Regions from separate parts of the Homo sapiens genome. Here region 2 is linked to region 1. A link is a loop called in an ENCODE intact Hi-C map of the cell type or tissue named here. Cell type or tissue: A673. All regions are shown on one strand. Region 1 overlaps IL1RAPL1 (interleukin 1 receptor accessory protein like 1). Region 2 has its middle 73 kb from the start of TASL.

Region 1 (4,000 bases):
AAAGTTCTCCTAAATAAAATAATCATATTTGCATTAGAGCCACCGAGGCAAACAGCACAGTAGATGGGTGAGTAACTCAGTCTCTAAAATCAAATTTGAAATCCTTGCTTTTCTTTAATACCAACTGTGTAACTTTGGGCAAAACATTTAACTTCCCTAAGCTTTAGTTATCTGATAAATAGAATGGGGAAAATAATAGTATCAACCCTTCAGTATGTTGTCAGAATAAAATAAGACAAAAAAATGTGAAGGGCTTGACAGAGCCTATACAAGGAAAGTCGTTAAATGCTATTTATTATTATTAGAAATAGATATTAGGGGCCGGGTGCAGTGGCTCACACCTGTAATCCCAGCACTGTGGGAGGCCAAGGCAGGTGGATCACTTGAGGTCAGGAGTTCAAGACCAGCCTGGCCAACATTGTGAAACCCTGTCTCTACTAAAAATACAAAAATTAGCTGGCGGTAGTGGTGCAAGTCTGTAATCCCAGCTATTTGAGAGGCTGAGGCAGGAGAATCACTTGAGCCTGGGAGGTGGAGGTTGCGGTTAGGCGAGATTGCGCCATTGCACTCCAGCCTGGGTGACAGAGTGAGACCCTGTCTCAAAAAAAAAAAAAAAAAAAAAAAAGAAAAGAAAAGAAAGAAAAGAGAAAAAAAAAAAACAACTAAATGGTTTTAAGTCAAAGATTGTATTTCTTACTGGAAGATTGCTCCTTTAGTGTAAGAACTGTCTGGTGAATTCCCCACTGCAGTATTTTTTGACATATTGTTTCTGCCTTGGATAACTTTCATTTGTACAATAGTCTCCAATGATGAATAATAATGCATTTTTAAGTAAGATAAGCTGTGGTTAAGTGCAATGTCTGTTGTGCTAACTCTGCCTCTACAGCACCCCATCACCTTTTGCATAGGGTTAAGTGCATTTAAATGTATATTGAATTGTTTGAAATAAGTGACAACTGTAAAATGTGAGCCATTCCTGTTAGTAAAATTGTTTGTGTATATTACAAGAGAAAAATAATTTTTCTACATTATGCTAAGTTAAAACTTTCTACTCTTTGGAACAAGCACACTTGATGTTCTCTTACTCAGCAAATTTACAACGATTTTAATTTCAAAGCCCGTGTTTAATCCTAGACTCTTTGAGGTTTGAAAAGAAAGAGAACATTGAAGGCTGTTCCCCCTTCTTTATTGGGCAATAGATTCCCTTTGAATAATATTACTGAATGCTGTTAAAATAGACACCTCTGTTGTCAAGGTGACTATGGTACTAAAATAGTCTACCTTTTAGGGATGTGAGTCAAGGAGAAAGGTATGCAGCAGCTAACAATATGATTGTATCTTTCTATAGTTTAGTATATAGCCAATCAAGGAAGAGATTTTAGTAGAAATATCATACATATACAAGGACAGAAGTAGCTTCTCATAGTTAAAAGCAACTTAAGTGTTGTGTAATTGAACTTCTTATCCTGCCATAACATCTTCTGAAGTGATCTATCAGCTTATACTGGATCACATTCCCTTCTCAAGGAAGTCCATTTTATCTTTGGAAAAATCCGTTAGAAAGCATTTCACTTTCACTGTCTATCCATTGGCCCTAGTTCTGTACTTTTAATCACTCTTCCCCAAGACAGCCCTTCAAGTGTTTGATGACAGTCACCATGAGTCTCTGAACCTTTACTTCACTAGATTCAGCCTCTTTAGCTTCTTTTACTCATTCTTCATTTGTATTAGCGAAATACTTTTACCATTCTGGTCACTCTCTTGAATCTGCTTTAATTAAAGAGTTTGAATTAGTCCTCAAAAATGGAGTTAGGGGAGAGAAGATATAGGGCACATAAAAATGTGTTGACTTGAACAACATATTTTGGGGGGGGACAAGGGAGGGGTGACAGTTAAGTAGGAATCAAAGGAGAAGGGGAGGAAAATGAATTATATCTAAGGATAAAGCTATTAAAGCTCTGTTTTTACAGAGAGGCACACAGCCAAGAAGGGGTCAAAAAACCTCCAGGCTAAGTTGCCCAAAGCTATGAAACCTTCCATTTCTAGAAAAATAAATGAAGAATGAAGAAAATTATTTGAAATTTTTTCCAGTAATATTTGATTTCCTAAACATGAAAAAAATGTGGTCAATGTTAGAGTATTCTTCAGTACTTAAGTCTTTTAGTATGTTTTTCAAATATGCGTTTATACCAACGGCATTTTATTCTTGATAAATAAAAGCATTAACAAGCCAAAAAAAGGTCCTTCCAAGACATGTACTCCAAAAGTCCCTCTTAAAGTGAATGTATGCCTTCCTTTTAAGGGAGCTGCAGCAAATGAGTCATCAATTCACAAAGACACCAATGGATGCAATTTCCTGCTCTTGAGGGACTCATGATTATATGGAATGATCTATCCCACCCATCTTGGGGGGATAAAAAGGACTTTCGTTCACATATGACATGACCTGAACTTTACCAGCCCTGCAAGGTTCAGGAGAACAGCACACAGCATATATGAAATTATAGGTTTGGGTCTTTGATCATTGAGTCTCTAAAAAGTCAAATGTCTGTCATGCTAACAATTATGTAATTATCAGGTGAGTTGCTATATTACTCAGAATACTAAGGCTTAGATAAGGAACTGGAAGCTTTCACTATTAATTGTATTTTTCTGCCACTTACTCATAAATTCCTTAACTTATAAGCCTTCACAGTCTTCCCTTTTAAAACCTCCCTAGAGAGACATGTTCAAACATTTGTTGAATACTGATCTTGTATACCACAAGCTGTCATTGCTTCTGACAGGTAAACCTTCCAGGACATTCCTTTGCCAAAATTATCTAAGCAATTTTTCCTTCACTGTTACCTTTTGTTCATTATCATTGACATAATAAAATGATTTCAGAGCCCTCCAATGGGTGGTATGGATTCTTTGAAACATTGCTTCCTTGTATCAAATGTGTCTTCCTTAATGCCAAGGGGATACTATAATAAATAATTCAGCTACATTTGAGCTAGGCTATGTTCTGGGTCAGCCTTTTATCTGCGTAAAAGAATCATAATTCCATGAAAGCCTGCAGAAAATCTACCAAGAAATTTGACCATAGAAAAATCTTGCTCGAGAATATCCAAAGTTGCCAATTCCTGCAGCCAGAAAAGGTATTAGGTTCATCAGAATCTCATCAGACATGCAATATAGATATATTTCACTTACTATACAGAGCACTAGAATATGCAGCAAGAGAAAGACAGAGAATGAAACGGCAAGGCCCATGGGCCATATTGGTTTATGACTGCCCTGCTCCTTACTCTTCACTCCTGCCAGAAGCTTCTATTCAATCCTCTTTGCCAGACTCTGGCCTGGCAAGCTTGAGCATTAGATCCTGGCTTCAAAAATAATAATCAAAGTAAAGCGCTGACAAATTAGATATTGGGTTACTTCTTGTTCTTGTTATTGCTCATACTTGATTGAATTCCACATCTGAGTCTTTGAATCTTTTACCCAGATACACTTGCTACTGCCTGTCCAACACACACTGAACACTGACCTTCAGTTCTCCTCCAAAGCTCTGATCTGTCCTATTCTCTCCATTTTTTACATTTTCCATTTCTCTGACACAAACAATAGTCCAGGTAGATACCTAGAAGTATTGTGCTCTGACCTCAGGCCTAGACACTCTTGTACCCATCAAGCTGTCTCAGATTCCTTCTTCACTCTCTGTGCCTTCTGTCTATACTCTCATTTTGAATGACCTCACAGTGTAGACATGTTTATTATCTTAATGGTTAAGAGCATGGACTTAGGAGTAGGGCTGGCTGTGTTCAAAACCCAACTCTGTTCTTACTAGCTGTGCTATCTGGGGCAAATTACTTAATCACTTTGAGCCTCAAATTTCTCTTCTATAAAATGGGAATAATAATAAGACCTCTCACATAGAGCAGCTGTGAGGATTCAATGAACTCGTATGTGTAAATACTTATCACAGTGTCTGACACATACTTAGCACCCAAAAAATGTT
Region 2 (4,000 bases), 580 kb after region 1:
ATGCAAAAATGGAACTGGAGAAAGTTGAAGATGCCATGCTGTTGGCTTTGAAGATGGAGGAAGAAGAGGCCATGAGCCGCAGAAGGCAATGAATTCTCGTAGCTTTTAGAAGCTGAAAGAGGCAAAGAATGGGTTGTCCCTTAGATAAGCCTCCAGAAGGAACCAGCCCTGCCAGCATCTTGACTTTAGCCCGGTGAAACTGATTTTGGACTTCTGGCCTCCATGACTGTAAGAGAATGTATCTGTGTTGTTTCAAGCAACTAAATTTGTGGGAATTTGTTACAAAAGCAATAGGACACCAACACAATTTCTAATTTCAGAACTACTCTGGAAGGATGGTATTATTGCTATACAACTACACACACGTTTATCAGATGAAGAAAATGAGACAGGAAGAGAGATTAAAACAATAAATAACTAGGCAATGTACACAGCTACAGAATGATAGAGACAAGCTTGGCAGCTAGGTATGACTTGAAGTCCACAGACCATTCTCCTCTATCATACTGGCTAATATGAACTGTCAAGGCATATTTCACTGTGTATTGTCCTAAAAATTTCTTCTCCTGTTAATAAATAAAAAGAAGCATATCAAAGTGTCCTATTTACATGTATTTATTTTAAAGGGAAAGTATTTGTTCAAAACAATGGGCTGATTGAACCATATACTTGCAGGGTTCTAGTGTGTTTCCATAAGGAGGCTTTTATATTCCAAATGAAACTCTTCTATCCCTATAGATATGGGAAATATAATGCAGCTAGCAAGAATGGATTCTGGGCTGGGCACAGTGGCTCACGTCTGTAATCCCAGCATTTTGGGAGGTTGAGGTGGGCAGATCACTTGAGGTGAGGAGTTCAAGACCAGTTGGCCAACATGGTGAAACCCCATCTCTACTAAAAACACAAAAATTAGCTGGGCGTGGTGGTGCACGCCTGTGGTCCCAGCTACTCGGGAGGCTGAGGCGGGAGAATCACTTCAGCCCAGGAGGCTGAGGTTGCAGTGAGCCGAGATTGCACCACTGTACTCCAGCCTGGGCAACTGAGTGAGACTCCGTCTCAAGAAAAAAAAAAAAAAAAAAAAAAGGATTCTGCATGAAAACTCCATGGAGAGGAATTATAAACCAAAGAGTAGCTACTCCTAATGAAAGCATTGCAGAATTGGTAAGGAGCTTGGCCTCTGCCTGAAGGTTTAATATTTCTATGAAGGTGCTTTATAGTGGACGCGTGATACGCTCCTCATCTAGGTTTCACAGGAGTCTCTCCCTTGCCAGCTAAATTAAAATTCAAAAAGAATTTTCCAGAAATATATTACTTGCGGTTGCATTTTGTAATGTTTGAGAAGTGCTGAATTAAAAGATGTATTAATAAATCTTAGAAGCATAGAATGAAGCAAATAGTGAAAAAGTCAAATGTTTTATTTAATTATGATACATTTATCCAATGTGTATGGGTTCCCTTCAAAGCCCCTGGAAGATCCTGGATTCTGTGGGAGATTACTAGATATTTTGTGATTTGATCTTTATTCAAATGAAATCTTATAACTTCTTCTACCAGAAAGATTTTGACAATTTTAATGGATGCATTTCAGTAAGTTATTGAAACATCAGCATAGGAGGTAGTTTTAAACATTTGCAGAAAAGCATTTAGAGATTAGTCTGGTAAAATAGTGACATCTCGTGGCAAGAATTGGTAACAAAATCTCTAACGTTAGAAAAAAAATCAATGTAAGGAAGCCAAGTAAAATGGAAGGGGAAAAAAACACTAAATTTTTGTTCTTGTAGATAAAATGAATTGTTCTCATTTTAGCTTTTGGTTGTAAGAAAAAAATTCTGGGGTTTTGACTTATATGTTTCATACTAACAAAGACGAAAGAGTTTAATTTGGAAAATAAAAGCCCTCCTATGGAATAGACCAGGGTGCTGCAAATAATTTATTCCAACTCACTGTTTAGAACAAAAAATATTCTACCTTTGAAGTTCATGTAACAAGAGAAACTTTGATTTGTTTCTACTTTTTAAATAAAAATAGAGGAAACATGTTTTTCCCTTTAGTGCCCATAGCAGATGCTCTTGGAGATTTTGTCCATGTTTCCTCTGCTGACCCTTTGTGGCTCGGGTGGACTGAAATACATTGCATGCATTATGTCTGCCTGGGGTCTATCTCTGGCTGCAGAAATGAGTCCTGCCTGTGCTGGGCAGTCAGGAATACCTGGAAGTTAGCAACCCCATGAACCACTCAGAAGCAATGGGGCAAAGGGATAAATAAATGCCTCAGCTTCTTCCCCCACCCCCTTAGTGGGACCATTCTGAATTGTTTTCTACATGCTCTCTCAGGAGGACCTCAGCGGAACTAAACTCCAGCTGCCTACAACAGTAATTTGCACCTTTTATTGTCTTTCCTCTATTCCTAACTCCTTCTCTACGCTTCCTGGCGTCACTACCAAATAAACTATGTGCATTCAAATCATTGTCTCAGGGTCAGCTTTTGGAGAAATCCAAACCAAAACAACAACAACAAAAACAAACAAACACCCAGTGATGTACCCAAGCTGTATATACACACATGTAAATGTGTTTCAAAGAAAAAAAAAATGAGTTCTAAGCATTTTTACTAGTTTAATTAGCAACACATCAAAATGAAAAGAACAAAGACAAGTCTAGCCTATTTTGGTTTTATTGCAACAGTAAAGCCTTTTACAGCTGCTGGCAGCCCTGCTGCTATTCCTCTGGGGTCCTTCTCTTTATGAAAATGGAAGTTCAACATAGGGGAATTGCCTCAGTAAGGAAAGAGGGCATCTCTACTCCAGGGATTTTGTATCCATTCTAAAATCCCTGTAAGAAAACTTGAACTGGGTGCTGAGAGCTGGTTGAACCAATTAATTTACTAATTGGCTCAGGAATAATATATTAAGATTGCATACTTGAAGACCCAAGAATTAGAAATGTATCTTAGAAAATCTATTCATTCATTAGGAGTTGTCTTTTTTTTTTTTCTTTAACAGCCAATTTAAGCCAATTTAGTCAACTATTTTTCTTCACTTTCAAGGGCATGTGAGGGGCAGAGAGACCAGTGAGTATCTCAATATTTTACACAAAACAGATCCCAGCCCAGGAGGTAATATAAAAAAAGATGGGGGTGCGGCTAGTAAGCACTTTGACCATCAATCACACGTAAATTTCAACCTCTGGCCACAACTTTGCATCAAAAGTCAATTTATTCCGACCTGATGGCAATGGAGGGGCAAAAAAAGCTGTTTTATTTTGGCATGTGGAAAATTACAAAATAAATCTCAAATGTATTCACCTGAACTCTTGGTCACAAACAAGTCAAACATGCTAACTACAGCATGTGACTAATAGCACTTTATATACCAAGTGATGTTGGTAAAGTCATGTTTTTATTTTCCTTTAAAAGAAAACAATTTCCAAGCCAATTATTCATCTTCTCAAGTAGTAAATTTATGAAGTTTGGCGGTCATTAAACTAAAAAAAAAAAAGAAGAAGAATTGATGTGTCCCGAGTTTCAGAACAATAAATGCCTTTTTTAAAACTACCATATATTCTAAAACCAAATCCCCATCTTCAAATCTATGAGTGCATCCTATTTTATTAGATTTCAGAATACCAGAGTATCTTTCTCTCTGAAAGTATAATATTAATAGCGAGGCATTGTGCCTAATATTTTACATGTATGATTTCATTTAATGCCTATGACACTGTGGTACAGTTATTGTGATTACATACATTTTACAGACAAGAATGCTGAATATTTAGGAAAGTTGCCCAAATTCAAGTCTGTCTAACTGCAAACTCAAGCCCAACCAGGTATCACTGCATTATAAACAAACACAAAATCTCAATGGCATATCACTGAGAACATTTATTTCTTACATGTCTGCACATCAGCTGAACTACCTCAGTTCAATTATTCTTGGTTGAGCTCAGTTGAGTGGCTTCAAGCTGCAGGTTGAATCCACCTCTGCTCCACATGTCACTCAACC

Evidence for each region. Peaks named below come from ENCODE experiments on the same cell type or tissue, not always from the same donor. Only the 100,000 strongest peaks of a DNase experiment are listed, where the experiment ranks them.
Region 2: it touches region 1 in a loop (2.5-fold over the local background); 2 of 110 quality-filtered maps call a loop at or near these places.

Annotation. Positions count from the first base shown.
Region 1 is chrX:29,920,194-29,924,193 of GRCh38, forward strand. All of the region lies in intron 8 of IL1RAPL1 (interleukin 1 receptor accessory protein like 1), which reads left to right. Among named protein-coding and RNA genes, the nearest start is that of MAGEB2, 290 kb to the right of the region's middle. In A673, no CTCF peak of the experiment used is centred here; a DNase peak (open chromatin) is centred at 2,338.
Region 2 is chrX:30,502,846-30,506,845 of GRCh38, forward strand. No RefSeq gene overlaps it. Among named protein-coding and RNA genes, the nearest start is that of TASL, 73 kb to the right of the region's middle. In A673, a CTCF peak has its summit at 1,674 (motif pointing left); a DNase peak (open chromatin) is centred at 1,676.